3 separate regions of the Mus musculus genome follow, and all the other regions are linked to region 3. The links are chromatin loops, found by intact Hi-C in ENCODE. Cell type or tissue: heart. All regions are shown on one strand.

Region 1 (8,000 bases), 420 kb after region 3:
CTCCACTAATAGATGGGCAAGACCTAAGGAAGAGGAGAAGAAAGCTATGGAGACATCTGGGAGAGAGCATCACAGGTGGTGAAAAGGCCCTGAGGTCTGAGTGGGCCTGCAGTAGACAGGAAGTGGCAGAAGCAGGAGTGGCTAGAGTAAAGGAAGGGCAAGCAGGAGACAGGTTAGTGAGTCATCGTGAAGGCAGCCATGCCATCCTGAAGCCCAGGGTCTTGGTGTTTTGAATAGGTTATGAATAGGGTTTAACCAAAATTTCTATCTGCCCTGCTGAGACCAGACAGAATGGAACATAAGCAGGAGCAAGGGGACCCCGCAATAGGAAGTCATAACAAGCTTGCAGCAGGGACTTAGAGCAAGCATAGAAAGGGAGCGGTTGGGGGTTAGGGTGGATATGTTTATAGAGAGCCAAGATGATTGACTGGTGGCTTGATGTGGAGTATTGAGGTCTTTCAACTGCAGGGAGGAGGGGGCGGGGCACAAATATAGGATAAAGGAGGAGGGGCCAGAGACAAAGATGCATGTTTTTCCTAGGTATGCTCCCAGGGATCTACTTCATCTAAACAAGTCACACCTCTTTCCACCTCCCCCTAAAGTGTTACCGTGTGTTTGCAGAGGGATCAATCAATTAACTGATTAGTTGCACCCTCAGGATCAAACCATCTCCCCAAAGCTCACTAGCTGGCTTCACATGAGCCTGTGGGGAGATGTCCCAGAGTCAAACCTCAACAGTACTGAAGTTTCTCTTCTTGTTTCCTGGCGGACCCTATAAAGCATCAACCTCCACAAAAGCAGAAGATTTGTCTTACTCATTAATTGAATGGTACCCCAGGAGGCTCGTAATGCTTGCTGTTATCTTTTCTTAATCTTCCAGACACAACCCACATACCTGCTTTAAGACATCTAGCACAACTGGAACTTTTAAGATTCATTTTAATTTTAATTGCATGTAGGTTTGTGTCTGTGTTTGGATGGGTGCATGTGAGTGCAGGTGCTTGCAGAGGCTAAAAGGGTCTCAGATCTCCCGGAGCTAGAGTGACAGGTGTATGTGAGCCACCTAATGTGGGTGCCAGGAACGAAACTCAGGTCTTCCCAAAAGTACTATACACTTTTAACCACTGAGCAATCTTTCCAGTTGCCCCCTCCTCTTTTGGGACATAAGGTCTCACTCTGTAGTGCAGAACAAACATAGAATTCACCATGTGGCCTGAACCTGCAATGATCCTCCTGCCTCCGTCTCCCAAGGGCTGGACTATTGCATGTGCTGCTTTGCCTCGCTGGTGTGATACAGCTTCACAGCTGTACATTATAAGCTCTGTCCTGGTTACTGTTGTGTATCCAGCCCCTGGTAGGCAGCAAGCATGTGGTGAATGAACAATTGAAAGCCCACTGGGGTGAAATCGGGCAACGAGAGCAATAAGTCAGTGCTGGGGAGAGGGGCGAAGGCTTGGGCCGTACAGAGCACTGCCTGGGATTAGTCCTATCACTCCTCATTGACTGTGTGACCTTCACTTAGAAACTTGCATGGTCATACTTTCCCTAGCTGACAAATGAGCAGGATGGGTATCCCTCAGGGTGAGCCTGTGGCCAGAAGGCGCTAATTCTAGAAGTTTGTATCCCAGCTTGGTTCATTGCTGGCCTGGAGCCCTGATGGGCAGCAGAGCTGTGCAGAGGCCACTGTACAGATGAGACTTGGCCTCGGGCCTTCTGCTGGCAGGAGGATCCTGGTCTTGGCCCCTCCATACTTTTTTGGCTGGGTAAGGAGGCAGCAGGAGGATTTGATTGATTTTCTCTTCTGGGGGGTCCTCCCCATAAATCTCCCTGGCCCACTGGGGTCTCCTAGGACTCAGGAGCAATAGCCAGTGCATTCTTTGGCTCTGTGGGTTCCCGGCTAGTACCTTTTGCCTCTTTTAGTTCCTCACTCTGAGTCCACGTGCGAGGCCAAATGCTTGTCTGCCCAGATCATAGTCCCACTTTAAGTACCAGAAGGCTTCTTCTCCAGGGAGCCAACAGTCTTTCTCCAAGTCTGGCCTTGAGATCACCTTGAGCGGACCTGCCCCAAGCTCCCAAAGAGTCAGGACTTCTTAACCCTATTGTACCTTGGACTCCTTGTGTGGTCCAGTGAAGTCTACAGCTTTATTCTTTTACAAATTGTTATTATTTATTATTGTTATTGTGTGGTATGTGCACACATGGAGGTCAAAGGCCAACTTTGTAGAGTTGGTTCTCTCCTCCTATCTTTACGTGGTGTGATGGTTTATATATGCTCAGCCCAGGGAGTGGCACTATTAAAACCCTGTTGAAGTAGGTGTGGCCTCTTGGAGTAGTTGTGTCACTGAGGGTGTGGGCTTTAAGACCCTCATGCTAGCTGCCTGGAAGACAGTATTCTGCTAGTAGCCTTCAGATGAAGATATAGAACTCTCAGCTCTGCCTGTACCACGCCTGCCTGGATGCTCCCACCTTGATGATAATGAACTGAACCTCTGAACCTTTAAGCCAGCCCCAATTAAATGTTGTCCTTATAAGAGCTGCTTTGGTTATGGTGTCTGTTCACAGCAGTAAAACCCTAACTAAGACACATGGGTTCCAGGGACAGAGCTCAAGTTATCAGGCTTGCACAAGTGTATCACCCGAGGAGACATCTTGCTGGCTCCCTGTGGACTCTTTCTCATTGATATGTTTTTAGAAACATATAGTAAAATGCACAGCCCTGGACAGCAAACCCAATTGTATTAGCACATGGTTATCAAAATATTAAAGGTATGTTTGTGATAAAGTAGTTTAAGTGTGTCTTTATACTGTACCTGGCTGTATCTGCAGAAGCTTCGTGACGTCTATGGTTACTTTATGTTGCATGAATAATATGTCTAATACCTGCAGCAGTTGTGAGGTAACAGGAAAGCATCAGAGGGCTGTGGCTTTACAATCTTTATTTGTAATGGAAGGAACTTGCACACTTCATTTACAGGTTAGTAAGAAACAGATGCACTATCCCCTGTCCAAGGGAGTGCTCACTGAAGGGCAGCTGAGTGGGTGAGATTCTTTGTGAGTGGAGAGGGGCCTCCACATCCCTCCAAGCATCCCTTAAGGGTGACCTGGTCTTGGCCTTCCCTGGAATTCCTATTGGAACAGTTCTGCTCCCTCTCTGGAACACACTTTTCCAGGGCTGGACAGCTCCGAGGGCTCTCACTAAGGAGATTCTAGGAACTCAGTCAGGGTCACCTGGAGCTAATCACGTTATCTGCCCACTCACTCTGGACCTTCTACCCTCTGCCAGGCCAGGCATTGTATATTGAGATTTAATTTTATAATGTGTGTATGTGTGGTCTGTCCTTGGAGGTTATCAGTATTAAATGTACGAACACAGAAGTCATTATGGCATGGCGATTTGTAAGAATAGCTGTGAATAGAGTAGAGAAGACTTGGGGCTGGGGGAAGGTGAGGTGAAGGGAAGTCAGAGAAATCTTCTGGAGAAAGGGAGCTTTAAAGCAAGACTGGGAAGGTCACTTTTCCAGAAGAGACTTGAAGAGAGCACCCCAGACAGAGGGTTATAATAGAGTAGGGATCAGACCACAGAATTGGGGGCCTTGGGCCAGGTGAGGCTGAAGAGGCGGGCTGATTGTCCTGCCCCTCAGGCACCTGGGGAAGGAGTTGGAATGTTATCTTAAGGACCAGGAGTAGTCCAAATAAGAGCCTCCAGGAATTTGCAGGCTTGCAGCAAAGATGAACACGAATACACATGTGAACAGGGCTTTTACCTTTGTAGTCTGAACACCTCCTGGAGGGCTGGGAGGTGCGGCTCAGTGGTGGACTGCTTGTAATAGGCCCTATAGATTTGTGTCTTAGCACCATAGGGGAAAAACAACAACAAACACGAAAGAAATGAGACACCCAGCTTTTTCTCAGCCCGAGCTCTCTGGTTGCATGGCCTTCCCCATCATAACTTTCTGTGCAGTTGACAACCTGGCTAACTTCCCCTCAGCTTTGCCAGCAGGAAGCCTTCCTTAATAATTCAGTCATCTTCTGTTACAGCAGAGCTCTGGGTACAACATAGGTCAGCTTGCATCACCCACCACTGACTGGTTATATGTCAGTGTTTGTTTTCCCTCCTTGTAACCCACCTGTGAAGCAGGGCGTGAGTTGGGCAGCTGGAGAGGGAGAGGCTTTTGACTTTTCAGTTGTTCAGAATGCAACCTGCAACCCAGCCTGGGATTGGAGCTGCACAGTGCCACCTCCTGGCAGTAGGCAGAATGGCAGGCAAGATGTTGTGGGAAGGGAGGGATGGATATTTTTGCGGGGTGGGAGGGGAGCACTCTTGAGTGAGGATAAGCACACCAGGTATAGTCTGGTGGAAGGTTCGACTAGGGGACCGGTGATTATAGATGAGAGCTGGGTAAGAAACGGGGGAAGACAGACTGTGGGTAGAACAGCTGCCTGAGATGAGGACCTGTACACTGGGGAAAAGGAAATAATCAGACTTTTCGGGGTCTGCTGGATACTGGTTCTGAGTTGACACTGATCCCAGGAGATCCCAAGAAACATTGTGGTCCTCCAGTTAAAGTAGGGGCTTATGGAGGGCAGGTGATTAATGGAGTTTTGACTGATGTCCGACTCACAGTAGGTCCAGTAGGTCCTCGGACACATCCTGTGGTGATTTCCCCAGTTCCAGAATGTATAATTGGGATAGATATACTCAGAAATTGGCAGAATTCTCATATTCTTGTGAGACCCATCCAAACTTTGAGATTCAGCCAGACAGCAGGGGACCCCTTTGTTTATAAGGCTAGGGAGAAAAGCCTTTCCCTGTGTGAAAACTACCAGGCATCAGGGGTCTGGTCTTAAAGCCAAGTGTTCACCCATCCCTTCTCCTCCCTGCTTTCCGGAACAACTTGTTTCTGCTTTAAAGTCTGGGACTTTGACCCGGGAGCTGTTTTCTCCCTTTGGTCACCTTGTGTCCATCCCACTCACGCTCCTCCCTTAATGTGCTCAAAGTATAGTTCTGGGAGTCTCTGCTTTCCTTTGGGATTTTAGGAAAATTGGGGATGCTGGGGGCCGGGGGGGGGACTGTGGCTCCCAAGCTGGTGGCAGAGGCTGGGGTATTTCCCTAGGGCATGAACTAGTGTGTGGGTACCACCAGAGGACCCTCTCTCTACACCCCTCTTAGACTCCACATTTGGCTGCTGAAGTATCCCAATATTCTGGGGTTTCACTTTCCTGCCCCCCTTTTAAAACCTGTATGTTAGGCCTTTATTTGATCCCTCTGTTTAACACACACACACACACACACACACACACACACACACACACACACACACTGCATCCTGAGGGAGCCATGTGATGTGTCTTACTTTGAGACATTGCCACTCACCCAATTGCCTAACTCAGAAACTTAACCTGAGAGTTTCCAGTTTCCAAGTGGGCAGCAGTTAGTCACTTGTCCAGAAACCACGCCCAGGCTTTCCTACCTCCCAAGCACTGAGCAAAGCCTTCTCTAATGCAGCCCAGTCAGTGGCTGCATGTCTCCCAAGTCTCCCTCTCACCTCTGATGATTTTCTTCATTTTCTCAAATGGTGGTCTGACCTTGGTTTCCTGCAGCCTGCTTAAGATGAGGGAGGCATGTTGGATATTTGCTAATTCCACCCCATTCCTTTCATTCCAACCAGTGGTTCCCTGGCTGTTCATTAACATCCACCAAGGCAGCTCCTCCATGCTCCTGACGATTCTCAGCCCACGTTAAGAACAGACTAGCCATGTAGAGTTAGACATGAAGAGTTTCCCTGCAGACACTTGTGGAATGGTCACAGGCCCACAGCACATGTATGAAAGTAGTTGTGCAGACATGCACTCAGAGGAAACAGGCTCTCACCTGTCCTGTTTTTTTGTTTTTCCTTTGGACAGGAACTAAGTAAGACCTGTGCCTTGGGACAAGCAATGCAGTGGATACCCTCACAAGTGTCATCCCATCCACAGTGCCCTGGCTGGTGTTTAATGTCGCAGCCACCCATTCTTAGCTTCCTTATTTCCTAAATCTGGTCAAGCCAGGTTGATATTGGCTTCTTCAGAACATAAACTTAGTCTCGTGTTGGACCAAGATCACAGGCTCTGTGTTTTGTAGTCGGGGACAGATGGGCATGATGACTGTGCCCTGGGGCTTTCTGAGTACCTGTCTGAAGCCAAGACAGCATGAAATCTCCTACCTGAGTGTGCACTGGAAAGGTCTGAGCATAACGTCCTTTTAGGAAACCATGCAAGCAACAGGGACTGCCAAAAAATCCTCTCCCCTCCTTTCCTTAGGAAGGGGGTCTAGCCTGCTCTTGCATCTCAACTCCTATATTCTAGGGTAGCTGGGACAAGGAGGTCCACCACGGACTTACACCCCAGACTTCAGTAGGTACTTGGGTCATCCCTAGTGTTTGGAAGGTCTGGCAGATGCTGTGTGTCCTGCTGGGTGGGAGATGTGCTTCTGCAATGCCTGGCCCTGTGATGTAGATTTCTGAGGGACAGATGAACTTCTCATGGCTATTCCTGTCTGTAGACTGCACCCGGGCATTTGGAAGTCTCAGGGAATGAGCAGAACAAAGGAAGATTGCTAAGACACGTGCATGAAGTAGGCATGCACACATAGGGGAAGCAGGCTCAGGGCTCCCACCTGCTTTGGACATTCCAGGGAACCACTGGTTGGAATGAAAGGAATGAGGCAGAACTAGCAAATATCCACCATGCTTCCCTCGTTAGTTTTAAGCAGGGTGCAGATCTCCATTTGATAAAATAAATAGGTCACTGAAGGTGGGAGATGTCTGCTGTGATGAAGGGAGGTGGATCTGAAGGCAGATGTTGAGACTTCTGACCAAGTCAAATCTTGTCTAAGGCCTGCCAGGTTATCAGGGACTGTGGGAACCAAGAGGGAATGTTGAACTGGGCTATAGGGAATCACCAGACTGGTCAGGGCTGGGGACTGTGAAGTGAGTCTCTGTTTCACGTGAGGTGGGGTCCCAGGGTCTGGCTTGGTGGGTCGGAAACAAGAAGTGAGTGGAGGGGCTGATGTAAGGAAAGCGGGCAGCTGAGCTTTCCCTGAGTCTTTTGTCCACAGATGTTTTCCTCTGGCTCCCTGAGCCAGCTAGAGCCTGTCTCAAGCCAACTGTCAGTCTTTCAAGAAGCCCCACCCACTGGGCTCATTCAAGGCAGGGCTGAAAATGTCACACCTTTCCCTGGGAGCCTAGCCCCATTGCCAGGAAAGGTGAGCTCAGAAGAAGACTTCTGAGGCAGAGTGAGTGTCGGAGAAGGCGGGGACTTTCCCCTTACTTCCCCAGTTCCCTGGGCCCACCCCCAGAACTGGTTTCTAAAGGGGTACCTTAAATGCCAGTTCGTCGGGCTGGGCATAAGCCAGGCCCGGCAGCTCATTTCCATGGGAGGAGGGCAGTTTCTCTTCACCAGTCTGCCAGTCCTTCCTCCCCGCCCTCTTTCCACTTCTGCCTTACCCAATCCAACCTCTCCTTTAGAGTCAGACTGCTCTCCAGCTGATCTCATACAAACACCCCAGACCTCCAGCAGCTCCAGGAGTCAAAAACACCAGCAGTGGACCGAGGTCCTACAGCTGCCTGCAGCCATGTTGGCCTTCAGTCTGCTCGTGCTGGGTCTGCTCGCGGAAGTGGCACCTGCCAGCTGTCAACAAGGTAGCACAGGACAGGGGTACCTGGGCTTCAGGGAGGAGAGGGGTGGCAGGAAAACAGTGACTGAGGTTGGATGGGGTGGTGTTTTGGAGGGTGAATACACACCACGGGGCCACAGTCCTCTGACTTAGGTTCTGTAATCGATTTGTTTTCCTTCGGGGAGAGGTGGGACAGCAGGGAATGTATGTGTTGGCTCTGGGGTTTAGGGGAGGAACAGGAATTGAGATCCAAACCTCACAGCAGGAATTGTCCCAGAGACAACTCAGTCCTGGGGCTAGAAACAGAGACTGGGACCAGTCCCAGTGCACCTTCAAATGCTTGCTC
Region 2 (8,000 bases), 150 kb after region 3:
GAATAGTCAACTCTGCAGGTGTGTGGCCAGCAGATGCAACAACAGTGACCCCACATCCATCAGGCTCCACCTCATGGTCACCGAGTGCTTATGAAGCCACTCTACCTCAGGTCATTTTGTAGACAAAGATCCTGGGATTCATGAACCAAAATCGCTTCCCAAGATGACCCAAAAAGCACTGGAGGCAGGTCCTGCAGAGAGCACCACCAGAGGAAAGACAGAGGTAACTACCTAGCCTGGGGTTCAGAGGCCTTGGTCCAGGGCAAAGAGGTGGAACAACGGCTATTAAAGATCTCTGTGTCTTCTGTAGGAACAGAGGTATAGAGTCATTGACGGCTCACCAGGGACCCTATATGATGTCACGTGTTGGGGGGATTGCAACAAACAGTCAAAATGCTTCACAGGCCCACCACCACCACCAAGTGGGCTAGAGAAAGGGCTCAGTAGTTAAAACTAGTACTGCTTTCACGAAGTCCTGGATTTAGTTCCCATCACCGACATCAGGCAATTGACAATCAGCTCCAGCCCCTGGAGATTCCACGCTTTCTTCTGGTCTCTGCAGTCACCTGTACTTATGTGCACACAGATATACACATAATTGAAAACAAAATACATTTTTAGTATATTAAAATAAAAAAAGGTTCCATCCCTGCTTCCTTAGCAGCCAGCCCTTCAGAGAACTGGCTTGAGCTCCCACCCATCCCAGCCATAGGTCTTGACCTACTCAGCTGAGGCTAGCTGGCCCCTCCCTAAAAGGATGGAAAAGGCAAGGTGAAAGACCACCATTCATAGGTCTCAGAATCCCCTTCTGCAGAATCCTCTCTCATCTTGGTCTTTCCACTGGGGTAACGAAGCAGGCCATACCACAGTGCACCCTAGACATGTTTCAGACCTAGTCCCAGCACCCCCCCCCCCAGTATAGTGACAGTGCTGTCCTCTGGGGACCAGGAGAAAAAGAGGAGGGGCCCAAATGGACTATGAGATTCAGGGCTGACACTAGGCTCCTTACCTGCACTAAAATTTAGCAATGAGTATCTTTGGGGGGCTAGGGGCAGGACAAAGTACTAGCCAACCACAGAGCTCTAAACAAATTGGCAGGCACAAGCAATGCCTTCTGTAACTAGCGGCTCCCTTCCCTTTCCACCTGTTTGCCCAAGAGAAGAGCCAGGAGCAAACATCCCTCAGACCAGGTGGTGTCAGGGCTAGAGCTCAGTCCCTGGTTGAATCAGAATGACTAAGTGCCAGTGAGGAGAAGGGATTTTTCCAGGCTCACACAGTGTGGTACAGACCCAGGCAAGCAGAGCACTAGAATCTGCAGACAGCTCCACAAGAGCCTGTACCAACCAGGATGCTGTGAGGGGAGCAGGAGCCTCAGCACTTGGTGGTGAGACAAGCAAAATGAAATGCATGGTCTCATTCACTGCAGAACATTCAGGAAACACAATTTAGTGACATCCACATAGCATCTTCACTGCCTATTGTGTTGAGGAATATCCATCTGTGTTATTTGTGTGTTCTAACACTGGCCCCCTCTCCAAGACCCTTCCCCCTTTCCTGTTTGGCCTTTGAATTGGAAAGGGCTGTAAACAGGCAGGCGGGCTCTTTGCCCTGGGGGCGGGCCTGTCAACCAGCCAGGGGAAAGGTAGGAGCCAGGGGACCCCTGCCCCCACCCACCCCACACAGCCCAGCTGAAGAACTTGTAAAGACAGGATTTGTTTGTTTTCTTGGATCTGGCTCAGGATCTGGCTGAGGCCAGGCCCTTTGGGGAAAAGCAACTTTTAAATAAATGCTTCAAGATTGTGCAAACATTTCAGTAGTATTGGAGGCCTGGTGTTCTGGGTCAGAGAGGGGAAAAAAATACCCCGTCAATCACTCTAGAGATGAAAACCCGATAGCAAAGCGGCTGGTGAGGACAAGAGCTTGGGTTGCAAATCTCAGATGTGGCTGGCTGAGACCAAACTACACTTAAGCCCTCTCTCAAAAAATCATTTGCATGTTAATCAATAGAGCAGCCGGCTTGACAGACACGGAGAGCAGAGAGCAGAGCGCCAGTGCTCACTGGCAAAGAGCAGCCTGTGTGATGCCTGAAGAAAGGACTAAACGTGCAGGCACAGAACTGCTTCTGATAGTTCTGCAGTCCTGAATCAGTTGCTTGACATCACTTAGCATCAGTTTTCTCACTGGCAAATGGGCTTACCAGATTAATTTTATACAGACATTGTAAGAATTAAACACAGGTGGCAACAAAAATCCTGGCCCAACCCAAGAGCACGGAAGCCACGTCAGGGAGGTTAGCTGCTATTTTGTGGGACATTTCTTCTAAGCAGGGACTTAAATATGATTTCAGTGAGCCTCGAAACCCATGTGACACGGTCAGCACAGCCTCTGCATCTCTTCCCTGCTAGGTCCACACTGGCCTAGAGAGGGACTCGGCCCCTGGCCTCCGGCCTCAAGACCTTGAAGTGAAGAAGCTCAGAGCTGGAGTACAGATACGTGCACATGGATGCTCCAGGGTGTGGAGCACAGAGAGGGCCTTGGGGATGCCTGCTTCTGGGAAGATGGGACATCTGGGCTAGTGTGGAAGGGTGAGGAGGATGGACTCTGGAAAGGGCTCTCCAGATGGGAGGCCCTCCAAAGCACACCAGAATGCAGTTACTAGGCATTGAAGAGTCACGAGAGAAACAGACTGAGGTGAAAGAGGAGGGTCCTGTATTGGAAGGGTCCAGCTTGGTTTCTCGGCTGGGGCTGGCCGGCTAAGGCAGAATCTTGCCTTCCTCTGCTTCCCCACCATTCCCTTCCCTACAGCTGGGTGACTAAGACTTTGGCCCAAAGCTCGCTCTATGTGTATCTCTCTGCCAAACCTGTCTGAAGGGGCTCCAAGGGTTAGTTAGAGAGCTGTGAAAAGGTTAGCATGCTCCACCAACACTGGCACCACTGGGTGCCATGCACGTATGCACACATGGCACCTGACCCTGTGCAGAGCAGGGAAAGCTCCAATGTGAGTCCAGCCAGTGTAGCCAGTGTAGTATGGTGAGCTCACAAACTCAAACTGCCTGTTTCGCCTTTAAGAAGAAACTACCCCACCCCAGGCCAATTCATGAGTGTGTATATCCTAGAGGTCGGTCCCCAGAGTTCTCACTGTACATACGGGGAAACTGAGGCTCAGAGAAGGAAGAAGGTACTTCCAGCTTTGATATGATGAAGCCTAGGGGAAGAAGTCTTCCAGAAAGCACTGACTAGAGAGCCAGCAGGACCCGGTGTGGGAATGGCCGTTTGGGAAGGGTATTCTGCATCAAGAGAACAGCATGAGTGATCGGTCACCCACTGAAATCCCTGATGGCCTTGGGGAGAGCTGAGTTTCTTAGCCTGTCAGAGCTAGGAATGAGGCTGTGGGTGCTGCAGCTGAGGAAGTGCTGGCATGCAAGCTGGTTGGTGTTTCAAGGGAGCCCCCAAAGGTCCGAGGAAAAGAGCCATGGCATTGGGTCAGTAGTTTAGAGAAGTTCCTTTAGTGTGAGATGCACACAGTGCAGGCATGTCACGCGAGGGTGGAAAGTGGGTCTATTCACGAGGCACCAGAAGACAAAAGCCTCTCCAAGGAGTAGAGTGATGGTGACGGGCACCGAGGAAACACTGGACATTTCCTCTAAGCAGGGACTTAAATATGATTTCAGTGAGCCTCGAAACCCATGTGACACGGTCAGCACAGCCTCTGCATCTCTTCCCTGCGAGGTCCACACTGGCCTAGAGAGGGACTTGGCCCCTGGCCTCAAGACCTTGAAGTGAAGAAGCTCAGAGCTGGAGTACAGATATATGCACAAAACAGCCACCTTCAACCAAGGGACTTCAATCAGCTATGGGACTCAGAACAGGGACTTGGACTTCCACCGCCCCTTCTGCACACAAACCCAACCCCAGAGAATTTAGGATCCAGAAAGGAATCCTTGCAGAGAGTCGGAGAAATCTCAGCTCCCAAAGATGCCTTTTCGCCATTCCGTGGACTCCCATCATCAGTGTAGCAGCGCCGTGAATGGTGTTGCCTGACCCGCTGACAGGCCTGGGCCAGGCAGGGTTTGAACCCGGGTCCCAGAACTGGCAAGCGGCCTCTGTCTCGCCTCTGTTTCCTCCCTCTTCCGCCTCCCCTCTGCGGCTCCCAGTCCAGGGCCTTCCCCTCGTCGTCCACCTACGGCGCCGCCCCCGCCTCCTCCAAGTCCTCAGAGCCCAAAAAACGCGACACCTGGAGCAATCGCAGCCGCCCGGCGGCCTGGGCCTCATTATGGCCGGCCCTTATCGCGGCGTGCATCGCATTATTTCATTTCAAAGAATCCACTGAGAAGCCCGTCCCCGGCCGACAACAGAAAGTAAAAACACAGCTGACTCCCATTAGGGCCCTCTCACAGGCTCCGCGTGAGGTAATGAAATATGGAAGCGGTGAGATATGTAATGCTTTATTAAGCGGTCTCGGCTACAACGGCGTGCATGCCAATTACGCCTGCAGGCTACCGCCCGCCCCCGGCCGCCGGACCACCCAGCGTGCGCCCGGCCTGCGCCCCGGCCTGGCGGAGGAGCGCAGGCAGGAGGAGGGAGCAGGGAGGAGCGCGGGGGAGGCGAGAGGAGTGGTGTGTGGAGGGGAGGGAGGCGCACACGTGGAGGAGGAAGGGGCGCAGGGAAGAGGGAAAGGGTTGGAGGGAGGAGTGGAACACAGGGAAGAGTGAAAAAAAGAGGGAGGAGCACAGGGAGGAGGGTGAACCAGGAGGTGGACCGAGAACTAAGGAAATGGGGAGATGAAATGGGCAGAAGAGGAAGAGAAGGAGGGGAAGGGAGGAGAAGGACCACACAGGTCACTGCAAGCCCCAGTGGTTCTTTGCATGGGTGAGAGCCAGAGGACTTCCTGGAAGATCAAAAGGCAACAGCCAGAAATCCAGTTCAGAGATGGAGAGACACTCCTGAGGTCACAGGGATAGAGCCTTGCGAACTGAGGTCTCTCCTACCTGGTTGAGCATAGGAGAAATAAAACACTCCTGCCCTGGAAGAGCTCCCTCTCTGGTAGGGGTAACAGTAGCCAAGTCAGTGAGGAGCTAACGCAGGCATCTGTCAGTCCACCCAGGCCAAGGAGGCTTCAGCAGCAATCAATGTTTGTACAGTCTTGCAGGCTAGCGAGTAGCTATCTTAGATAAGAGCTCTCTAAGCCTATCCTGAAAGCTTTGGAGCAAGATATACCCAGAACTCATCTAAAAACTGCTATTGCTGAGCCAACAAGTGTCAACCAAGGCTGAGGGACAGGAGAACGGCAGAGATGTGTGAACCTAAACTACTCCAAGCAAGGAGCTGGGTGCTCATTCATTCTCCGTAGTTATTTTTCTATAATCTTGCTCCACAATAGGATTTCTTCGGGCCCTTCATTCCACCCTAAAAAACTAAGGTCAAGGGGCTGGAGAGATGACTCAACAGTTAAGAGCACTGGCTGCTCTTCCAGAAGTCCTGAATTCAATTCTCAGCAAACACATCAGATGCTGTGGCTCACAATCATCTGTAATGGGATTCAATGCCCTCTTCTGGTGTGTGTGAAGACATCTACTGTGTACTCACATACATAAAATAAATAAGTCTAGACCTCTGTTTTGATTGTACTGGTATCCTCGCCCCTCATTCTACAGACCCAGATCTGGAAAGCCATTAGTATAGCACAGGAAGAATACATGAGACTTTTAGCTATTGTGAAATTAGTATGCGGTGGGTACTTCATGAGCCTTCTGTACATTGACATCTTGCCTGGTCCTCAGAATGAATGTTTGAGAATCTTCTTGAAACTCTCCGCCTTTCACTCTCCTGTGTCTTTGGACTTGCTGTTCCTTCAGCCCTACGTGTCTCCTCTCTTTACCTGAGGTACTATTTAGGATTCCATAGACTTCAGATAGAAGAGCCCACAGCACAGTGGTTCAAACAGGAAAGAAGTTTGGCCCTTCCCACAAGTTTAGCCATGTCATGTGGTCCACAAGAAAAACAAAACAACAACAAAAAACAAGACAGCTGTGCTCAGCCAGGGCCCCAGCTTCCTACTATTTTGTGGATCCTCCACATCCTCAGAGCCAAAACTTGTTCCTCTACACCACAGCCATATTCAGCCTAGGGCCATGGTAGCATGCAGCTTTACCTCCATTCGCATTTAGTGTGGAAATTCGCACTCACACCTTCACGAAGCTGCAAGGAGTGATGGTAATTTCAACATCAAGCTGGGTGGCAGTGTGTCCTGTGGGACCTGGAGACCTGAGCAATGAGTCCTGCTACTCTGCACTGCCTCCTCTGGGAAGGCTTCCTGTATAACTTCCCAAGAGGAAGCGGCTGCCCCATTATGTATTTCCCCAGCCCTCTGTATGTTGCTTCTTCATGCCTTTCAGATAACCCTGTCTCTCCAGACAGCCCTTGGAGTGGCTATTTCCTCTTTTGCAAATAATCACTATAATCAGTCCTCTCTGGGTCCCAGCACAGGGCTGTGAGTTTATATGTGAACTTGTTTGCTCTTCCTACGGTCTTAGGGCTCTAATCAATGGGCATAATAATGATCCAGACCTCATGAGGTTGCTGTGAGGGTTCCTATTGAAATGGGGGCTGAGTTCATCCTCAGTAAACAGTGACTGCTACTGTTGTGTGAGTGTGGGTTGGTAAATGTTCCAATGGGTAGGGTTAGTCTAGTTAATGGCTTTGCATGACTTGCACTGCTCACAGCTGAACTGAAAGGCTAATCTCATTCCAGAGTGTGGATGGACCTGCATGTGCATCCAGAGGGCTCTTAATGAGGCTAAAAATGTTCTCAAACACACAACCACAGTCGGAGAAGGCTCTAATGCTATCTACCTCGCCTTGACTAAGAAAGCCTACTTACCCTAGCTAGTCAGAACCATGGCCCAAACTAGACTGAGAGCTGTAATGTAACTATTTTGTTCAATGATGGAACTAGAAGGGGGAGTAATTGACTAGATACCTGTAAAAAAAAAATCTCTAATACCTGTTCACATGAAGACCAAGTCCAAACTTGCAGGCTATGTAACGTAGTACATTTCCTAGTTGCACCAGTTGTTCTTACAGGAATAGACCCAACAGAGGCAAAAGAATCTCATGAGTCAACTTAGAATTGTTTCATACCCAGTTCCCTCTCTCCACCCACATCCAATATCTATTTTATTTCCCTTCTGAGAAAGATTCAAGCTTCCTCCCTTGGGCCATCCTTGTTATTTGGCTTCTTTGGGTCTGCGGATTGTAGCATGGTTATCCTGTACTTTATGGCTAATATCCACTTATAAGTAAGTACATACTATACTTTTGGGTCTGGGTTACCTCATTCAGGATGATATTTTCTAGTTCCATCCATTTGCCTGCAAAGGTCATGGTGTCCTTGTTTTTTCAATAGCTGAGTAGTATTCCATTGTGTAAATGAACCGCATTTTCTGTATCCATTCTTCAGCTGAGGGACATCTGGGTTGTTTCCAGCTTCTATTAAAAACAAAGCTTCTATGAACATAGCTGAGCAAGTGTCCTTGTGAGATGGTGGAGCATTTTAGGGGTATATGCCCAGGCATGATATAGCTGGGTCTTGAGATAGAACTCTTTCCAATTTCCTGAGAAACCACCAAATTGATTTCCAGAGTAGTTGTACAAGTTTGCACTACCACCAGCAATAAAGGAGTGCTCCTCTTGCTCCACATCCTTGCCAGCATGTGCTGTTCCTTGAGTTTTTTTTTAATCTTAGCCATTCTGGTGGGTGTAAGGCGGGATCTCAGAGTTGTTTTGATTTACATTCACTGGGTGGGAGAGAGAATGGAGAGAGGAGCAGGTTGGGGATGGGGGGCTGTTGAGAGTAGGATCAAGTGTAGGGAGAGCAGGGGAGAGAGAAAATGATGTGGGCAGGGGACATGGGTCTCTAGGACATGCTGGAGACCTGGGATGAAAAGAGTCTATGGGGTAACTCTAGCAGGGACCCCCTAGCAGTGGGGTGGTATGGAGCC
Region 3 (8,000 bases):
AGTTAACAATAGCAATAATCCCTTCCTCTCAGGTCAGTGTGAGGATGAAAGGAAAGTGCAGGGTGGAACCACTCCATGGCAGCCGGCCACTGTGCAAATCTTAGTTCTAATCATTCTCTGCAATTATGACAGCTCTACAGGAGTCATGCGTGTGAGTGAGGTTCACAGAGAAGCAGGGTATGAGAGTGGGTCTGTGACCAGACTGTGTGCATATGCATCGTGTGTGGGTGCATTGTGTGTGTGAGTGTGTGTGTGTATGCATTGTGTGTGTGTGCATTGTGTGTGCATACATTGTGTGTGTGCATTTTTGTGCATGCCTTGTGTGTGTGCATTGTATGTGTGTGTGTATGTATGTGTGTGTATGCATTGTGTGTGTCCATTGTATGTGTGCGTTATATGTGTGTATGCAGTATGTGCATTGTGTGTGCACACTGTGTGTGTGTGTGTGTGTGTGTGTGTGTGTGTGTTTGGAGAACCGGGGCCATTAGAAAAACCATCATCCCTCTAAGTTGTTCTTTCGTTGGCTAAACTCAACCTGCCAGGCTGACATCGGAAACAGGCATTAGTGGCAAGTCTGGGGGGACAGGATTAGCGGCTGAACTTTCTATTCCTGGAGACCCTCTTTTCTCAGGAGGTCAAAGCAATTTCCATATATTATCCTGCTGGCAGCTTGGGAAGGTCAGGGAAATAGCAAACACATGCCAAAAATTCCTCAGATGGAGAAATCAAGGCAGGAAAGGCAGCAGCTGCTGAGGCCACAGTGCTCTGCCTCTGCACCATCTCAAGAAGTTTGCAACTGCCTGGGCCTAGCACTATCAGGCCAGAGCCTCTCCTGGCTGGCACAAGCCCATTCCTTTGAATGACTACTGTTAGAGACACCCACTCCAGCCCCCAGCCCTAAGCTGTGTATCAGGAGGAGAGGGTTGTGGTAGAACCCCAAGTCCCTAACAAGTAGATTTGCAACCCATTTCGGGGCCTATTTTGCCTCCAAGCTCTGCCTGTCAAGCCGTAGCCCCTACTTCTCAACTCCACTGAGAAGTCTGCCTAACTACAAATGGAGAGAGCAGATGCTAAGCCAGTGGTTCTCAACCTGTGGGTCGAGACCCCCCAGCATCCCACATCAGATATTTAACATTAGAATTTAATCGTAACAAAATTACAGTTATGAAGTAGCAACAACAACAACAACAAAAACAATTTTATGGTTGGGGTCACCATAACATGAAGAACTAAGTTAAAGTGTTGCAGCATTAGGAAGGTTGAGAGCCACTGTTCTAAGTCAGTAGAGAGAAAGCTGGAGTTTGGAGGTACCACCCAGTCCTCCACTGCATCCACTGATGTTGAAGGAAAGGACACAGCTCATTCTCTGAAACTGAACAGAATAAGAGTTACTGCAGCCTATCGGTGTGCTCTGAATTTGCTGCTGGTGGGTTGAGGAGCCTCAGAGGGCGCCTTGGGAGGGTTAGAGTCCTGCCTCTCAAAGCTGGGCACCCAGCCTAGGCAGCAGCACGTGGATCATGTGAGAGCTTCCAGCTCTCTAGCCTGCCTCTCTCATCTGCTGACTCCACTACAGCAAGGGACTCAGCAAGTACCGGCAAGGCTCATAGGGAAGTCTGCGGCTCTAGATAAGGGAGCCACAAGGCTTCTTCAGTCCCACACTCCTGGCTTAAGGTGGGGGGCAGGGTTGGCCCTTTATCTTATTAAAATTTTTTAAGCTTTTTAAAAATATTATATTTGTGCATGTTTGTATAATTCATGTGTGGATGCCCACGGAGGCCAGAAAAGGACACAGGATCCCCAAATGGTTCTCACCCTTCCTAATGCTGTGACCCTTTAATACAGTTCCTCATGCCAGGTGATCTCCCCCTCCCCCCCAACCATCAGATTATTTTTGTGGCTACTTTCATAACTGTAAGTTTGCAGCTGTTATGAGTCGTGATGTAAAGATCTGATATGCAGGATATCTGATATGTAATCCTAAGGAGATTGTGACCGACAGGTTAAGAACCTCTCCCCCAGATCTAGAGTTACAGATGGTTGTGAGCTGCTCAACCTGGGTCCTGGGAGCCAAACTCTGTTCTCTATAAGCAGCAAATGCTCGTAAGCACTGAGCCACTGCTCCAGCCCCAAGCTCCTAAGTTCTTTCCATTGTGTCACCACTAAAGGTCCCTGAGAGCCCTTCACCCTGACCCTGTTGAGTCTTATCCCCCACAGAACAAGAACCTACCATATCCTTCACTGTCATGGCTCACCAAGACAACCCCCATTTCCTGAGCATCCTCACTCTCATCTGTGAAAGCTCTGTGTGTGTGTGTGTGTGTGTGTGTGTGTGTGTGTGTGTGTGTGTGTGTGTGTGTTTACCTAGTGGCTACTGGCTTAGAGCTGATGTGTCCCTATCTTCAAGAAGGACAAGGCCTCAAAAGACTTGTTTAAGGCCCTAACTGAAGCTTCATTGAGACACCATTAACCAGTTCTGCTCACCGCATAGCAGCTGTCTCAGCCCTGAGGTTCCTGGTTTACAGACAGCCATGGGGGGCCTGGGGTGTAATCCTCAATTCCCAGCGACCCCCTCCCCTCAGCAAGTTCCCTCAGCAAGGGCCGCTTTCCTGTTTAAGACATCTTGCTTCCAGGAAAGTACCAGGATGTCAGTCCGTTCTCAGGAAGTCCTATCTAGATTCATCGAACCGCTCCATCCCTAGCAATCCCCAGGCACCACTACCAACTCTGGTTTGCCGGAGGTCTTGCCACCAAGACCCGACTGGACTCATTCCAGAATTTGATGTCTGAATCCTAGCCCAAGGGAACATTAGAAGGGGCAGCTGATCAGACCGGCTCGAGGCTCCACTACTCACTAGCGGCTTGCCCAGCTGGGCCTTAGCTGTTCTGTTTGTATAGTGGGAAATCAACCCTGCTCTATCAGCCTCACCGTACACCTGTAAAATTCAAGATCACAGGTAGAGGTATAGGAAAACAAAGTGGTACCAGATGCTCTGACCCAGTGTGCGCCATGCTTTGTAGCATGCTAAGTGTATATCCTTCTACTCTTCCTACTTAAGCTGTCCGGAATGCATGTGGCAAACAGGCAGCAGGCTTTTGATGCCTCCCTTATCCAAGACAGACCAGACCTAGAGTGTCCGACCTTGAGCCTGGTGCAGCTATCGCTGAGAACGCAAGAGGGCGCCATGGCCCCGTAGCGAGCCAGCTCAACCGACCTGCCAGCGTGCCATTTTCCCTCTCGCTCCAGGAGCTGTGCCCAGACAGCAGTTTCCAGGCTTCGCCAAACTCAGAGAAGTGCCTGGAAACCTGGAGAATCCAAGAGGGATGGCAGAGTGAGAGAGAGGCAGAGTCTGGGCTGGAAATATGATGTCCAAACAACACACTGCTTCCCGCGTTGTTTGACCTCTCTGACCTTCATCTACAATGGTGGAAATAAAATCTCTCCCTTGCCTCCCGGCCAACACAGCCGCCAAATGCTCCCCAGTCCACAGACGGAGATCTCAGTTCAGGCTTGCCTTACAAACTGTAAAAAGTGAAGCCTATTCTTCCCCTCTCCACCCCCCCCCCACCCCTTTTAACTTTATCTGAAGCCCCTTGGGTTCCCATTTTATGCGCATGCAAACTAAGGTTCGGAAAACTCCTTTGCGAGTCCAGTGGTTCATCCACGTATAGTTGGGCTGATCTCCGGACTCAGGCTCTAGACTACCTTCCTGGTCCCGCGTCATCCGCTTGGGTGGTGCTTAAGAGGCCACCAAAGCGCCGGAATGCGCAGCCAAACTCCACCAGGCCAGCATGCTCAGGGAGCAAGCAGGAGTGTTCGGACCTCAGATATGCTTTCAGCCTCTAGCTGGTCTACATGCCGCCACACGGAGATTCCTGGGCTGCCTCTCAAGTCTGTGGTCCAGGGGGCACCAGCACCCGGGGTCCCATGGGGTCTCCTGCGCCCTCCCCGAGCCCTTGCTCAACAGCTGGGCCAATGCGGTGGATGGCCGAGTCAGGTGGGCCCCAGCCCGCGCCCTGAACTAAGGCTGTTTGCACACATGTAATTAGTGCTAATTGCCCAGGGTTTTCAAAGCTTGCCGGCTCCCAGCGCGAGAGCCAGGCAGCCCGGAGCCGCTGCTCTTCACGTCAGCCCTCTCCACCCGGCTAGGGCCGCCCTTGATCCTGACGCCCAGTCGCCTGGCTATGTGCGCCCCAGGGTCTACGCGGCCGCCACGTGCGGGCCAACAACAGTTTTTGTGTCTCCAACGCGGTGCATCTGGAGAGGCCTCTGAGACAGGTTCGGGAAGCCGTGTGCAGATGGGTAGAGGCGGGAGTAGGGGCGACAGGGTTGTTCTGCTATGAAGGAGGATAGCACCAGCACCTGGCTCCCGTAGCCATTGCAGGTCCAGAAGGATCCCTGAAGTTATGGCTGCAGCTGCGCTGTGCAGCAAAGGTGTCTGTCACACACTGAACTCCCAAGCTGTCCTGTTCCGCAGGAACCGGCCATCAGCGTTTCTCACCTACAGGTGGCAGAGCCTAGGCGTAGAGATGTTAAGCAAGGGCGCCGCTCAATGGCCAGGGCGCAGGATTCAGGTTCTGCTCGAAGTCAGAGAGTCTGACTGCAGGGGGGGGGGGGGGGCGGGCAGGAAGGGAGAGTTTTGGCCTCAACCAGGCCTGGGCCTTTGCTCTCTGATCCGAGGCTTGTCCCTCCAGCCCTATCTGAGACCTGTTCAACCCTTAGGACTTTGACCCGTAAACCCCCCGATAGCCCGAGGGAAGCCACCACAACCTCAAAGGTCTTAGTTGAGGTGGGGGTGTTGGCTGCAGTTCCCTCCTTCCCTTGCCCTGGACTCTTGAGCCCACCCTGCTGAGCCTTTACTTGCTGGATTCCAGAGCATTTGTGTTGCTGCTGTGTTCCTCTCACCTCCGTTGCTGTTTTGCTCTGACTCTGTTTTCCACTGTCCTCTTGAGCCTTTGTCTATCATTGCCTCTCTCATCAGATCTCTGCCATGCAGCAAACAACCGCCACACACTCGCACGCGCGTGTACACACACACACACACACACACACACACACAGCCCCTGCAAGGAACACACACCGGCAGAATCCGCCTTTTCAATAAAAAAACGACAACTGGGAAACAGAGTGAATTAAAAAGCATTAACTTAAAAACAATCCATGTGTCTGCAAATGCATTCCAAATGGCAGCCCTTCAGGGCGGGGGGGGGGGTGTGAAGGGGGGAGCATGTTGGCCACATTTCTGGAATCCCAGATACATGGGATGAAGGGGGCTCAGGGCACCACACCCTAACCACCTGGGGCAGCAAGGTCTCAGGAGAGGGATCTTCTCTGTGATCATCATCCTGGACCCTCAGCAGGTTGCTTGGACCCTTCCGGAGCTGCATTTCAGCATCTGCTAGATCCTTGTACTTGCCCAAACCTTCTCTACATGGATCTCAGCTCTCCAGGGACATCAGCCTTCCCAGGACCCAGATCCAACTCTGTCTCTCTGTCTCTGTCTCTGTCTCTGTCTCTGTCTCTGTCTATCTCTCCCTCTCCCTCTCCCTCTCCCTCTCCCTCTCCCTCTCCCTCTCCCTCTCCCTCTCCCTCTCCCTCTCCCTCTCCCTCTCTCAGGTCGGGCCTGGCCTGCCTTGCCCTGCTCCTGCTCCACTCCCCCCATGCTGCCCTCCTGCTCCCTAGACCACCCAGCAGCCCTAGCTCAGAGGGAAAAGTGGTTAGAGCCAAAGCTTGTCTTGGCCTAGAAAGCCTCCCCCAGGGAGCAGCAGTTAGAGACTGTCGATCCCCCACCTGCAGCTGTTGTCAAGCTTGTTCAAGCTGTTTGGAAGATTGCTTCTCTAAGGTGGCACCTCTGCTGTCCTTTGCCTAGAGAGGACTTCTCCAAAGTCCTCCATGCAGCTACCCTTACCACTCCAACAACTTGGGGGGCTGGGGATGGAGTACATCAATTAGCATGTGTGTGTTTTGTTTGATTTGTGACTCAGGAGATGAACCTGAGTCCTCCTTTATGTTAGGAAGCAGTCTGCCACTGACTACGGCCAGCCCTCATCAACTAGGTCTTCCTCAGAGACAATAGGACTGGGTGTGGGGTCCCCAGATCTCTCCTCTCTCCCTCAGTGTCTTCTCAATCAGAAGGGAAATTCCGAATCTATAAACCAGTTGGAGAGGAAGGAATTCTGGATTCTTAACCTTGTTCAGCTGATGCTAATCATTTACAAATATGGCACTAGCAATACCATTTGTAGCTCAGTGCCTAGTGTACGCTCTGCACACGGCACCGCTGAAATGGCAGGTTCCTAGATGACTTTGAGCTATGCTCGCACTACCTCCGTAGCTTCTCTATCCACAGCAGGAAGAGATGGGAGCTTCTCAGCTCAGGCAGAGGTGTGTAGCTGGAGCAAAACCTGCAGTTATTGCTCCTACCGTTTAAACACAGTAAGAAAAGCAGCTATGGAAGCGTTTGCCCTGACTGACTTCTCTCTTGAAATAGCAGAGCAGAAAAGTCATCGCTTACAAGAATCACAGCTGTCCTCACCAAATCACTGGGTTCTTCCTCTAAGTAATAAAAGATGAGTCAGTTTGTTCTTAATGACGAGAGTGTTCAGTATTCACTATACAGGAAGCCTTTCAGAATTCCCTGCTCCCACTAAACATGCTGGGCCCCAGAGAAGCCTGATAGAGTGTGCATACAATGCTCACAGTGGTTGTGCGGTGAGAATTCTGATTCCTATACAGTGTCTGCATGTGTGTCCGTCATCTGATGACACTCCTGCCGTATAATTCTTCTGTGTTCTCACTCTGATGATGATAGGAGTTCTGATTGGGAATCACTAAGGTGGGGTTTGGAGAATTTTTGTTTCAATAGAAATATTTGTTTGAGTAACATGCTACTGTCCGTGTGTGTGTGTGTGTGTGTGTGTGTGTGTGTGTTCCCGAGAGTTTGTGGAGACGTGTGTGCTGCATGTGTAAAGGTGTGTGTGGTGCGCCTGTGCAGGCAACCATGCTCTTCTTTGGGGGCATAATACACCAATAGGTGTGTTTCAGTGTGTTTATTTGTTGGTGGGCTATGTGAAGCATAAAAGACAACCCTCCTCTCATGGGTGTGTGTGTGTGTGTGTGTGTGTGTGTGTGTGTGTGTGTGGTGTATGAGTGCTATGTTTCCAAAAACATTTGTGTGACTATGACTTTGTGTTTTGTTCATATGTGTGAGGAGCCATCAGTGCTTATGTGTGGAGATGTCACATGGGTTTACTGCTGGTCCTACCATTTTCTGCAAAGATTTCTATGGTGGAAGCCAGATTCAGGTCATTGGAGTATCAGCTAAGACCTCTGAGGCTCCATTGTTCATGGAGGCCCTCTCTTGATGCAGGAGAGAAATGGAATATTTTGATCCTAAACTCAGATGGCTGTGCTGAGCATTCTAATCTGGCAAGGGTAGGAGGGAGGGAGGAGGGAGGGAGGGAGGGAGGGAGGGAGGGAGGGAAGGGAAGGAGGGAGGGAAGGGAGGGAGGGAGGGAGGGAAGGGAGGGAAGGGGGAGGGAGGGGGAGGGAGGGAGAAAGAGAGAGAGAGAGAGAGAATTGGAATAAATAGTATGTTTGACTATTTCTGAGGGACTCTTGACAGTCTAAAAGCCTTCCCCTTCCCTGAGACCCTCTCCCAGGTGTCAGGGCCTCTACCTACTCAGGAGAATGGTTTGGTGTTCAGAAGCCTGGCACTAACACATGAGCTTCTCAAACAGACCAATTGCTAACTAAGCAAATGCCACTAACACTGGAGCTTGGACGGGATCAGAGAGACAAATGACCCATTAGAACAGATGAGGACGGGTCCAGATGGAGATGAGCTAATAAGGTTTCCATGGCACCAAAGACAGGCTAGGCTGCAGGTCGTCCCACCCCAGGAAAATTGCTCCCAGAGCCAGGATCCCTTCCACAGCGGAGGACAAATCCTTGAGTTCCTGCAGCAGGAATCTCAGGCTAGATGAATCCCCATGCCAATGAG

Evidence for each region. A loop is a pair of places that touch in the nucleus more often than their neighbours do. Peaks named below come from ENCODE experiments on the same cell type or tissue, not always from the same donor. Only the 100,000 strongest peaks of a DNase experiment are listed, where the experiment ranks them.
Region 1: it touches region 3 in a loop (3-fold over the local background); 4 of 42 quality-filtered maps call a loop at or near these places.
Region 2: a loop joins it to region 3, with 2.2 times the contacts of the local background. A loop is called at or near these places in 4 of 42 quality-filtered maps.

The regions. Positions count from the first base shown.
Region 1 is chr4:115,081,534-115,089,533 of GRCm38, forward strand. Pdzk1ip1 (PDZK1 interacting protein 1) reads left to right here and starts at 7,175. Exons shown (of 4, transcript NM_001164557.1): 1 at 7,175-7,679. The coding sequence starts at 7,412. In heart, a CTCF peak has its summit at 4,246 (motif pointing left); a DNase peak (open chromatin) is centred at 4,248; H3K4me3 peaks cover 823 bases; H3K27ac peaks cover 1,166 bases; H3K27me3 peaks cover 5,004 bases.
Region 2 is chr4:114,817,507-114,825,506 of GRCm38, forward strand. All of the region lies in intron 1 of Gm33655 (a long non-coding RNA gene), which reads right to left. It overlaps 9130410C08Rik (a long non-coding RNA gene), which reads right to left and starts at 7,372. Exons shown (of 2, transcript XR_868022.1): 1 at 7,333-7,372; 2 at 1-566. Gm12830 (predicted gene 12830) reads left to right here and starts at 4,214. Exons shown (of 4, transcript NR_033617.1): 1 at 4,214-4,409. In heart, no CTCF peak of the experiment used is centred here; no DNase peak of the experiment used is centred here; H3K4me3 peaks cover 1,057 bases; H3K27ac peaks cover 1,182 bases; H3K27me3 peaks cover 4,625 bases.
Region 3 is chr4:114,662,683-114,670,682 of GRCm38, forward strand. All of the region lies in intron 1 of Gm33655 (a long non-coding RNA gene), which reads right to left. Among named protein-coding and RNA genes, the nearest start is that of Gm12829, 14 kb to the right of the region's middle. In heart, no CTCF peak of the experiment used is centred here; DNase peaks (open chromatin) are centred at 1,529 and 3,179; H3K4me3 peaks cover 1,472 bases; H3K27ac peaks cover 561 bases; H3K27me3 peaks cover 7,728 bases.